Linked DNA regions of Homo sapiens: region 2 is linked to region 1. A link is a loop called in an ENCODE intact Hi-C map of the cell type or tissue named here. Cell type or tissue: heart right ventricle. All regions are shown on one strand. Each heading gives the region's core, and the rest is flanking DNA. Links, peaks and the distances in the headings are about the cores only.

What was found. Hi-C counts contacts between places; a loop is a spot of excess contacts. Peaks named below come from ENCODE experiments on the same cell type or tissue, not always from the same donor. Only the 100,000 strongest peaks of a DNase experiment are listed, where the experiment ranks them.
Region 2: a loop joins it to region 1, with 6 times the contacts of the local background. A loop is called at or near these places in 1 of 110 quality-filtered maps.

What each region holds. Positions count from the first base shown.
Region 1 is chr5:125,579,991-125,585,378 of GRCh38, reverse strand. All of the region lies in intron 3 of LINC02240 (long intergenic non-protein coding RNA 2240), which reads right to left. All of the region lies in intron 8 of LOC124901056 (a long non-coding RNA gene), which reads left to right. Among named protein-coding and RNA genes, the nearest start is that of LINC02240, 89 kb to the right of the region's middle. In heart right ventricle, for the core only: no CTCF peak of the experiment used is centred there; a DNase peak (open chromatin) is centred at 2,893; H3K27ac peaks cover 1,422 bases.
Region 2 is chr5:125,089,196-125,094,583 of GRCh38, reverse strand. All of the region lies in intron 2 of LOC101927421 (a long non-coding RNA gene), which reads right to left. Among named protein-coding and RNA genes, the nearest start is that of ZNF608, 350 kb to the right of the region's middle. In heart right ventricle, for the core only: no CTCF peak of the experiment used is centred there; no DNase peak of the experiment used is centred there.

The DNA.
Region 1 (5,388 bases), core at 288-5,287:
TCTAAGTGGAACTTCTATTTCTTAAGTAACAATATACTATTATTGTTAGACCCAGACATCTCAAGTGATCAAAGTCCTATAGTGAGAATTATATTGAGGATTTTTTTCTTCCAAAGATATTTTGCTTTCCAGAGAGTTTTCAAAGCTGCTCTGATTGTATTTGGAAAAGACCAGAGTGTGAATATGTAGGTGTTTGCTTTTGAGTTACAGCAAGAAATAGTCTGGGATTTTAAAGTCCCGTGCAAAACAATTTCACAGGCTCTTGAATGTGACATGAACATGAATGTAACAAATCCTTTATTATTACTCTTTCTTCACTTACTTGACACAATTATTCAAATTGTTTAGAAAAAATGTATAATATTTCAGAATGCTTTAAGAATTCCGTGTTCTCCTTAAGGTTGATCTACTTTATTCATTTTGAAGATGATCTACTTTATTCATTTATTCTATTTTGGAATGGTTAATATTCAAATACTGTGTCAGGCTTTACATTAGAATACAGTCATTTTTCCAAAAAAAAAGTGATTTTGGTATATTTATTTAGAAATCTAAAATATAATCTAGCCATGATATTGTATAAAGTGAGCCAATTTTGGAGGTTGCTAGAATCAAAGTTGAAGGTGAGCTAATTTTTTTCCCAAACAGAAAACTTTTTCAAAGTTAATTATAGATGAAAAATTACCAACAATACCAACAGATTGTCAGAGTAAAAATTTGAGTTGCTCTGCTTTTGAACACTAGGAGGGCAAAATACTGGCTGGTTTGAAAAGAGAAATGTGAATGAGAAGGTACAAAAATGAATGTTAAGTTAATCTCTTGTTTTTACCTAGCATGTGGGGGTTGCAAAAAGTGCAATCTGTGTCTTTATTTTCTTTAGATTAAAATGGTTTTTCTCAAAGGTCTCTCTCTCTCTCCCTCTATTTGTTCCTCTCCATTCCTGGCTCTTTTTCTCCTCTGGCAAACCAAAGTTTGAGGTTAAGTTTAAGTGGAGCCAAGAAATTTCTGGCTTAGGACACATTTGGCTTAGAATGAAGATTCCCATTCAACCCTTGGATCCGAAAATGACAGCTCGAACAAAACTAACACCACTTCAGCCTAAACCACATGATCGTGCTCCTCTTTAGGGGCCTGACTTTCTAGTTCACAGTGGGCAGGACAAAGTGTTACTAACATGAGCATGCAGAGAAGGGATAAATACCCATCTTGTGGTAATTTATGGATTGATCCAGTAGGGTAAGTGCAAATAGTTTGGCCTAACTACCTCCTTTTGTTATGGATAGCACCCCTTGGTAAACACAAATTTTATTTTTACTTAGAGCCCATTACAAGCCATATGGGAATCTTACCAATGCTACATGCCAGTAATGTTGGTTTAAATGCCTATAAAGTTTCCCTAGATGATCAGACTTCTATTACGTCATTACATCGATGTCCTTGGAAGAATGTTCAGAGAACCAATGCAGAGGAAAGGGTAGGGAAGCTCTCAGGAGAGCTTCATTGTAAATATAACCCTCTCTTCTTTATAATAGACTGAATATTGAGGATAACTTAGGAACTGACACACACATTATGTAATAAATTATTTTCATTTTGTCTGTTTGGCACGATTTTGGTAACTCCTTCTGTGTCTGCTCAAGCATCAGTTCCCCATATGTTGGAGGTGTCTATGCGTTTATTAGTCAGATTGGGTTGGCTGCGATTTGCAGTGTTTACCTTCACAATAGCCGTGTTCACTATATATTTCTTGAACGGGAACTTGCGCACTGCTTCCCATTTGCCTTCAATCACTAGCAGATGCAGAACAGTCAGATCATTTCCTTTTAACTGGCCTAAGGGATTAAAGGAATTCAGAGGAATTCTAAACCGAGTGGTAACTCTGTGTTGCCTGACTTCACTTCTTGAACCTTAAGCCTAAGAGGCTCGGGTAACATAATTTGACTCTTCTAAAGTGTTTGCTTCCTTTCCTTTGTTTATCTTTTAAGCTTCAACCTTCACTTACTCGTTTATTCTTACACATTCATGCTATGAGTGAATTGGTGTTGGAAGAAGTACAGCATAAGAAATTAATCTTGGTATTTCTATTAATGCTTCTTCTGACATTTTTCAAAAGACTACAGCATTGCATAGCAGACAAGTTCTTGGAGTCAAGAGAGCCAGGATCAGGTTCTGGCTCTGCACCTAGCCCACAGATGACTGAAGGCTGAGAGTGCCCTCTTAGTCTCTGGTTCCTCGTCAACAGACAATGGCTCTTAGACATCATGACCATGACCTCCCTGTCTGTGGTTACCTTCTCCAACTTCTACCTTTTGAAGTTACCTTAATTTCAAAATTGTAGATATGCACATAGATGCATGTACACATACACACATATATTAGGTCCCAAAATAGATCTGAGAATCTAGAAACAGAAAGGAGAAAACAACACTGTAAGGAGCATATGATGAAGCAGAAACTAATGAAAATGAAAAGACTGGTCATGTTGAACATGAAAATTTGGGAAAACAGAAAAAGGAGAAAAGCAAGGTAGGACCTGGAAAATACAGAAGCAAATTATAAGGAAAATAAATACAATCTTAAACCTCACTTTTCTTCACTTTTTTCCTCTAACAGGGAAATTCTATATAGATATTTTTATGGATTTATCTCTAAGTTAGACCCTGAGGTCTAGTTCTGGCCAAGAAAATATTCCCTGCTGAAGACAGAGGCCACATTTCTTTGTGGCTGAGAGTGACTGATTAAACACAGAATGTGTTGGGGCTTCTAAGACTTAGATCATTCACTCAATATATTTTCCAAAAGAAACCCTAGAATGAGGTAAGTGTTGAATTAGGATTACTGTCAGAATCCCGCAATTATTGCAAAATAGGCTTTTGTGAAATAGGATTGGGCCAGCACCCAACCTTGTCATTTTGCCAAACAAATTGGCCATTCACTTTGAAAGCTCTCTATACTTATAAAAGAACTACTAATGATATATTTCCTATTCATTTTCTTTTAATTCTTATATGATTGCCTGTTAAATATTATTTGAGGTCCAGAGCTATTTCAGATGGTTTATAAGTCTTATTTTAAGAGAAAGAAAATTACGTCCTGCAGTTTGGACGTTAGTTATAGGATCAGTGTGGATTGTAAGTCCAAATGTATAAGGTTTTGAAAAAAAGTTTCAAATGTCCAAAGCTCTATTATGCAGTATTTCTAAGCAAAATTGTTATGGTAATCTAGAAAACTCTTAAAAAAACAAAGACTTACTGATGCAATAAAATATTATCTCTAGTATGTTTCTTATTTTCATTTTGCAAAAAGAAAAAACAAAAAACTCAATTAAAAATGCATGCAGTTTTGAGCAGCAGTCATGCAGCTTACTGAATGAAGCTTTTTTATTTCTGACAACTTTATGAAACAGGTTAACATTGAACACCACGTCTAACTTCTAATATTCAAGGGTGCCACAGTCTAGTTGCTTAAACATGCCCTTTCTCATTTTGTTAATTACAATGCAGAGACTGACCAGGTGTGAAAACTGGAACACTGGGTATCTCCATCAGTTTATGTATTCATTTGGTTTGTTACTATAAACTGCTGGCTGACATTGTCACACAGTTCCTCTTCCTCTCACAAGTGTGGCTATCTTGCTTTCACCACAGTACAACTGGATTCAGTAGAAACAAAATAGCCCAATAAAACAGATGAATTCTGCTTCTTCTTTCCTTGCCCTGCCCTTTTGGCAGACAGTCAAAATTTTTTCTGTGCCAGTATTATTTTGGGTTAAAACTTTTTTTCAATGACATAAAATTCATTAGAATGACAATCTGTACAAATAAATATTTTACTGAAATACTTTACCTATTACTATGAATTTATACATGGCAGGCACTCAGAACAGTTTCTGGCACACAATATGCTCTCAATAACATTAGCTGTTCTTGTTGTATTTTATTACTATTAACATGATTCTTTCTATCTCCCCAGACCTTATTCCTTCCAATGAGGAAAGCTAGCTGGAAATCAGTCTGCCAAACCCATAAAAGAGAGGTGAGAAGGAGGGTATATATAGCAGAGAGTGAACATGAGTTCATGGGACATTCTCAATTTCAGATAACATTTTTTGAGCACTTTCTATGTGCTCTTTATATATTTTATCATAGACTTCTCTCAAAATCTCAAAGAAGTAGTTATTATTATTCTTGTTTTAAAGATGAGGAAAATGAGGTTGAGAAAGGTTAAATTGTCTGTGGTTGCAATCTAGAAATTTGAAGAGCTGGAGTCCAGGTCAAAAGTTTTCAAAACCCATGCTCATAACTACTCTTCTAGACTGCCTCCTTGTTCTGTGCCTTCAAGATGTACTCCATGTTCTCAGCCTGTAATTGAACTAGCATGATGCCTGGGACATCATAGGTCCTCAATGAATTTGTGTTAAATTGGTTTGGTCCCTATGATGCAGCGATCCTCAACCTTTTTGGCACCAGTAACCTGTTTTATGGAAGTCAATATTTCCACGGATGGGGTGGAGGGATGGTTTTGGGACGATTCCAGCACATTATATTTATTATGTACCTTATTTCTTTTATTATTACATTGTCATATATAATGAAATAATTATACAACTCACCATAATGTAGAATCAGTAGAAACCCTGAGCTTGTTTTCATGCAACTAGATAGTCCCATCTGGGGTTGATGGGAGATAGTGACAGATCATCAGGCATTAGATTCTCATAAGTAACCTGCAAACTAGATCCCTCTCATGCACAGTTTACAGTAGTGTTTGAGCTCCTGTGAGAATCTAATGCCACCAGTGCTCTGACAGGAGGTGGAGCCCAGGCGGTAATGCGAGCGATGGGAAGTGCCTGTAAATACAGATGAAGCTTCACTCGCTTGCCCACCACTGACCTCCTGCTGTGTATCCTGGTTCCTGGGGATTGGGGACCCCTGCTATGATGTATGTGGTTCTGTATTTATTGTTTTGTGAAACACAGTGAGCTGTAATAATAGATATGATTTATATGATGGCCACCATATGCCAGTTACTGAGTCTTTCTATTTACACACATTTTCTCATTTATTTCCTGTAATAACACACTTATAGAAGAGGCATTGTTGGCCAGACAGAATGGCTCACGCCTGTAATCTCAGCACTTTGGGAGGCCAAGGTAGGCGGATCACTTGAGGTCAGGAGTTCTGCCTGAGCAACTTGGCAAAATCCTGTCTGTATAAAAAATACAAAAAAGAGCCAGGTATGTTGGTGTGTACCTGTAGTCCCAGCTACTCGAGAGGCTGAGGTGGGAGGGTGGCTTGAGCACAGGAGGCAGAGGTTGCAGTGAGCTGAGATTGCTACACTGTACTGCAGCCTGGGTGACAGAGCCAGGCCCTGTCTCAATAAATAAAT
Region 2 (5,388 bases), core at 95-5,094, 490 kb after region 1:
TTTATTGACTTTCAGAAATATTTTGTAATTCAGTTGTAGATAGTTTTTGTTAATTAAGGGTCATAGATCTTAGCCTAGTTAAGACATTAAGATTGGTACTACTCTTCCTTTAAAATGTACCATAACTTGTGCTTCTTCAAAATCGTTGCCAAGCTTAGGTGAACATTTTCTCAGGTGTACATGAGCTTTCTGCTATAGTAAACCTCCCAGCCTAGTGTTTACAGATCTTTTTTCTCATTTTTCAGCTACTTCTGGTTTTCAATCGTTGTCTCCCTCTTTCCTGTGCTAAACTGCAAACTCTGGAAGAGCAAGCAGGCATTATTTCACTTCCACAGTGCATTGAGTACCAAGAACACTGAGGGCACTTATTCTCAAATAGGTATAATGTGGATTCACAAACGTCATACAAAATCATCCTCCTCTAACATTATTATGACAATTCCCTCTAGCTCTAGGTACAATGGAGGGAGAAACAATAATTTATAAAAATAAGTAGAAGAAAGAATTTTCCACCATTCCTGAGGCATTAATAATGTCTTCTAGCATGTGAATGCGTGTCCACGACTCAGTATGTGTCACTTCCTGCTAATTCATTGAGCGGGTCCAGCATTTCAAGTATAAAACAAAAGACACAATTGAACCTTCCAGAGTCTTTGACAGAGTGCCCTACTCCCTTTCTCAGAAGTACCTCAGTACTCCCAAGGCTTCTTGCCATAGCCATGTCTCAAGCAATTGTTTTAAGCTGTTTAATTAATAAAGTCACTTAAAGGAATCATTGTGCTCATGGATACTACTTATTAAACTTAAGATAACCAACTAGATTTAATCCCTGAGTTCAAGGAGAGGTTAACATGCAGCCCTTTAGTCTTCCTAGCTAAAATAAAGACCAAGACGGCAACAGATAGCTAAATCAGGTTTCCCGCTTCCAGGCATCGAAATGCTCACGGAAGAAAAAAAAAAAAAAAAAAAAAAAAGTCATACCATTTAAAAACAATTAACTTCCATACAAAAATAACTCCATACTTCCAAAATGAGAGTTTTATAAATGAATTAACAGGTCTAAACAACAACAGAACAAAAGCCTGATCTGCAAACTAGAGAGTATCATTCAATTTATTCTTTTTTTCATTCACATATACATAAAAGATGCGAGGCTATTAATAAAATAGAAATTAATTTTAAGAGTCTGAAGATTTTAGAAAACATTACTATGTTTCCCTATTAAGTATTGCCTGAACAATTTGTGTTTGCCTTCCTTGAGATCTTTTTTTTTTTTTTTTTTTTTGAGACAGAGTCTCGCTCTGTCTCCCAGGCTGCAGTGCGGTGGCGCCTCTCTGCTCACCGCAAGCTCTGCCTCCCGGGTTCACGCCATTCTCCTGCCTCAGCCTCCCAAGTAGCTGGGACTACAGGCGCCCGCTACCACACCCGGCTAATTTTTTGTATTTTTTAGTAGAGACGGGGTTTCACCATGTTAGCCAGGATGGTCTCAATCTCCTGACCTCGTGATCCGCCCACCTCGGCCTCCCAAAGTGCTGGGATTGCAGGCGTGAGCCACCACGCGCGGCTGAGCTCTTTATTTTTTTTCCTCAACTTTTACTTTAAATTACAGGGTACATGTGCATGATGCGCAGGCTTGCTACATAGGTAAGTGTGTGCCATGGTAGTTTGCTACACAGATCAACCCATCACCCAGGAATTAAGCCCAGCATCCATTCGCTATTCTTCCTGGTGCTCTCCTTCCCCCCTCCCCCACTGACAGGCCCCAGTGTGTATTGTTTCCCCCAGTGTGTCCAGGTGTTGTCATCATTCAGCTCCCTTTTATAAGTGAGGACATATGGTGTTTGGTTTTCTGTTCCTGGGTTAGTTTGCTGAGGAAAAACAGCTTCCAGATCCATCCATGTTCCTGCAAAGGACATGATCTCATTCCTTTTTGTGGCAGCATAGTATTCCATGGTATATATGTACCACATTTTCTTTATTCAGTCTATCTTGATGGGCAATTGGGTTAGTTGATTCCATGTGTTTGTTATTAAACTAAAGAGCTTCTGCACAGCAAAATAAACTATCATCAGAGTGAACAGACATCCTACAGAATGGGAGAAAATTTTTGCAATCTATCCATCTGACAAGGGTTTAATATCCAGAGTCTACAAGAAACTTAAATTTACACACACACAAAAACAAACAACCCCATTAAAAAGTGGGCAAAGGATATGAACACACACGTCTCAAAAGAAGACATTCATGTGGCCAAAAAACATATGAAAAAAAGCTCAACATCACTGATCATTAGAGAAATGCAAATAAAAAACCACAATGAGATACGATCTCACTCCAGTCAGAACGGCAATTATTAAAAAGTCAGAAAACAACAGATTCTGGTGAGGATAAGGAGAAAAAGGAATGCTTTATACTGTTGGTGGAGTGTAAATTAGTTTAACCCTTGTGGAAGACAGTGTGGTATTCCCCAAAGACCTAGAGGCAGAAATACCATTTGACCCAGCAGTTCCATTACAGGGTACATACCCAAAGAATTATAAATCATTCCGTTATAAAGATATATGCATGCATATGTTCACTACAGCTCTTTATTTTCTTAACAATCTATGATAAACTTTCTTACATTCTATTCTTAAGTTTTTTTGGCTTTAGATTCCTAAGGTATTTTATTTTCTGTTACATAAGGTGTTCTAGAGTTCATACTCAAGTATGAACTTTCAGAGTAAATTTCTGTAAGTTTACTAAAATATTTTCTGCAATCAGAATGTAAAACTGTACACATTGTTTTATTTATTCATTGTATTTAACAATTTACCAGTCATCTGCAAAATTCCAACCTACTACATTATTTGAAAATATGTACTACTCATTTGTTATAATTCTAGCATATGCTCTTCCTTCATTTACAATTTATTTTTATGTAATTAAAGTATTGACTATGGCAATGGAGGCAGATTAACATTTTAATATAATTGAAAGCCAGGTTTTTAGAAATAAGGAAGAAAGAAGCAGTCTATTCTTCCCTTTCTTTTCTCACCAACCTGTAAGAGTATTTAGGGTCCTGGAACAGTATCTTGGTTTTAACTACCTAAAGATCTAATGCTGAAGATGCTATTGCCCTGATTGCTCCATGCAGCCTTTCACACATAACAGTAAATTGGCCCCACATCTACCCATTCATGATCTACAAGTCAATTGACTCTTCTTTTTTTTTTTTTTTTCTTTTTTTTTAACAATCTCATCAGTAGATGATTATATTTTTCTTTTGGTAAAGAAGAACCAACCCCACCTTTCAGTTCAGTTAAGAAGCTTTTTGCTCTTCCATCCAAATGGGCTTTCTTGGACAGGAGTTTTATCTTGAATACCAAAATGCTTCTGTCCCAGAAACCAGGAAATAGCCATAACAAAGTTCTGGGTACTAGACTTTTAAAGTATAGGGACTAATAAATTCACTAACTTTCCCATCTTTCTTCTCAGCTCCTGCTCACAATGCTCCTAGAGATTGGTAACAGCAATTTCCAATGTCCTAATGCTAGACAAAACTTGACTGACTCTTGCCAGTGTCCTTCTTGGAATCGGAAGTGAGATAAATCCAGTTTGGGGGAAGCCATTTTTGAAGCAGGCAAAGCTAGCCTTCAAAGAGGGAAAGAAGACTCAGCTTCAGAGAGATAGTGCTATGGATTAAATGGTTTGTTCACTCAAAAATTGATGTTGAAACTTAATCCCTCCAACATTCTGGTGTTGCCAATGTGGTAGTACCAAGAAGTCTGGCCTTTAAGAAGTAATTTGGCCATGAGGGCTGCTCCCTCATTAACGGAATTAAGTTTCTTTTAAAAGAGGCTTCATGCAGCACAGTGTTCACCTACTTTTCTCTTCCCCATTTCTGCCATGTGAGGACACAGCATTCCCCTCCTCCAAAGGATGCAGCTTTCACCAGACACCAAATGGTGGTGCCTTGGTCTTGGATTTCCAGGCCCCAGAAGTGTGAGAAATAAATGTCTGCTCTTTATAAATTACCCACTCAATAGTACAGTAGTCCCTTCCTCATCCACAAGTGATACATTCCAAGACCCCCAGTGGATGCCTGAAACCACAAATAGTACCGAACTTTATATACTGTTTTTTCCTCTCTATACATACATGTTAAAGTTTAATTCATAAATTAGGCACAGTAAGAGATTAACAATAAATAATAATAAAGTAGAAAAATTATAAGAATATAATTTCACCAATAGAAGATTCATTCTTACTGTAGATCTTAGCAAGCTCAGCATATTAAGAACTTTCATCTTTTCACTTAAAGGAAGCACTATATGGCTTCTCTTTAGCAAATCCTAATTTCTAGCTTACTACTTTTGCACTTTGGGGCCATTATTAAGTAAAATAAGTATGACTTAAACACAAGCACTGGGATACTGTGACAGTTGATGTGATAAGAAGATGGCTACTAAGTAACTAACAGGCAGGCAGCATAGACGGCATGGACGTGCTGCAGAAAGGGATGCTTCACGTTCAGAGTGGGATGAAACAGAACGGCATGAGATTTCATCACACTACTCAGGATGGCATGCAACTTAAAGTTTATGAATTGTTTATTTCTGGAATTGTCAATTTAATATTTCCAGACTGTGGTTTATCATGGATAACTGAAACCATGAATAAGGAGGTACTGTGTCCGGAAATGGTGGGTTCTTGGTCTCATTGACTTCAAGAATGAAGCCGCGGACCCTCGCAGTGAGTGTTACAGCTCTTAAGGTGGCGCCTCTGGAGTTTGTTCCTTCTGATGTTCGGATGTGTTCGGAGTTTCTTCCTTCTGGTGGGTTCGAGGTCTCACTGGCTCAGGAGTTAAGCTGCGGACCTTGGCAGTGAGTGTTACAGCTCTTAAGGCAGCACGTCTGGAGTTGTTCCTTCCTCCTGGTGGGTTCGTGGTCTCGCTGGCTTCAAGAGTGAAGCTGCAGACCTTCACGGTGAGTGTTACAGCTCATAAAGGCAGTGTGGACCCAAAGAGTGAGCAGCAGCAAGATTTATTGCAAAGAGCAAAAGAACAAAGCTTCCGCAGTGTGGAAGGGGACCCCAGTGGGTTGCCACTGCTGGCTCTGGCAGCCTGATTTTATTCTCTTATCTGGCCCCACCCACATCCTGCTGATTGGTCCATTTTACAGAGAACCGAGTGGTCTGTTTTGACAGGGTGATGATTGGTGCGTTTATAATCCCTGAGCTAGACACAGAGGTTCTCCGACCCCACTAGATTAGCTAGATACAGTGTCCACACAAAGGTTCTCTAAGTCCCCACCAGAGTAGCTAGATACAGACTGTCGATTGGTGCATTCACAAACCCTGAGCTAGACACAGAGTGCTGATTGGTGTGTTTACAAACCTTGAGCTAGA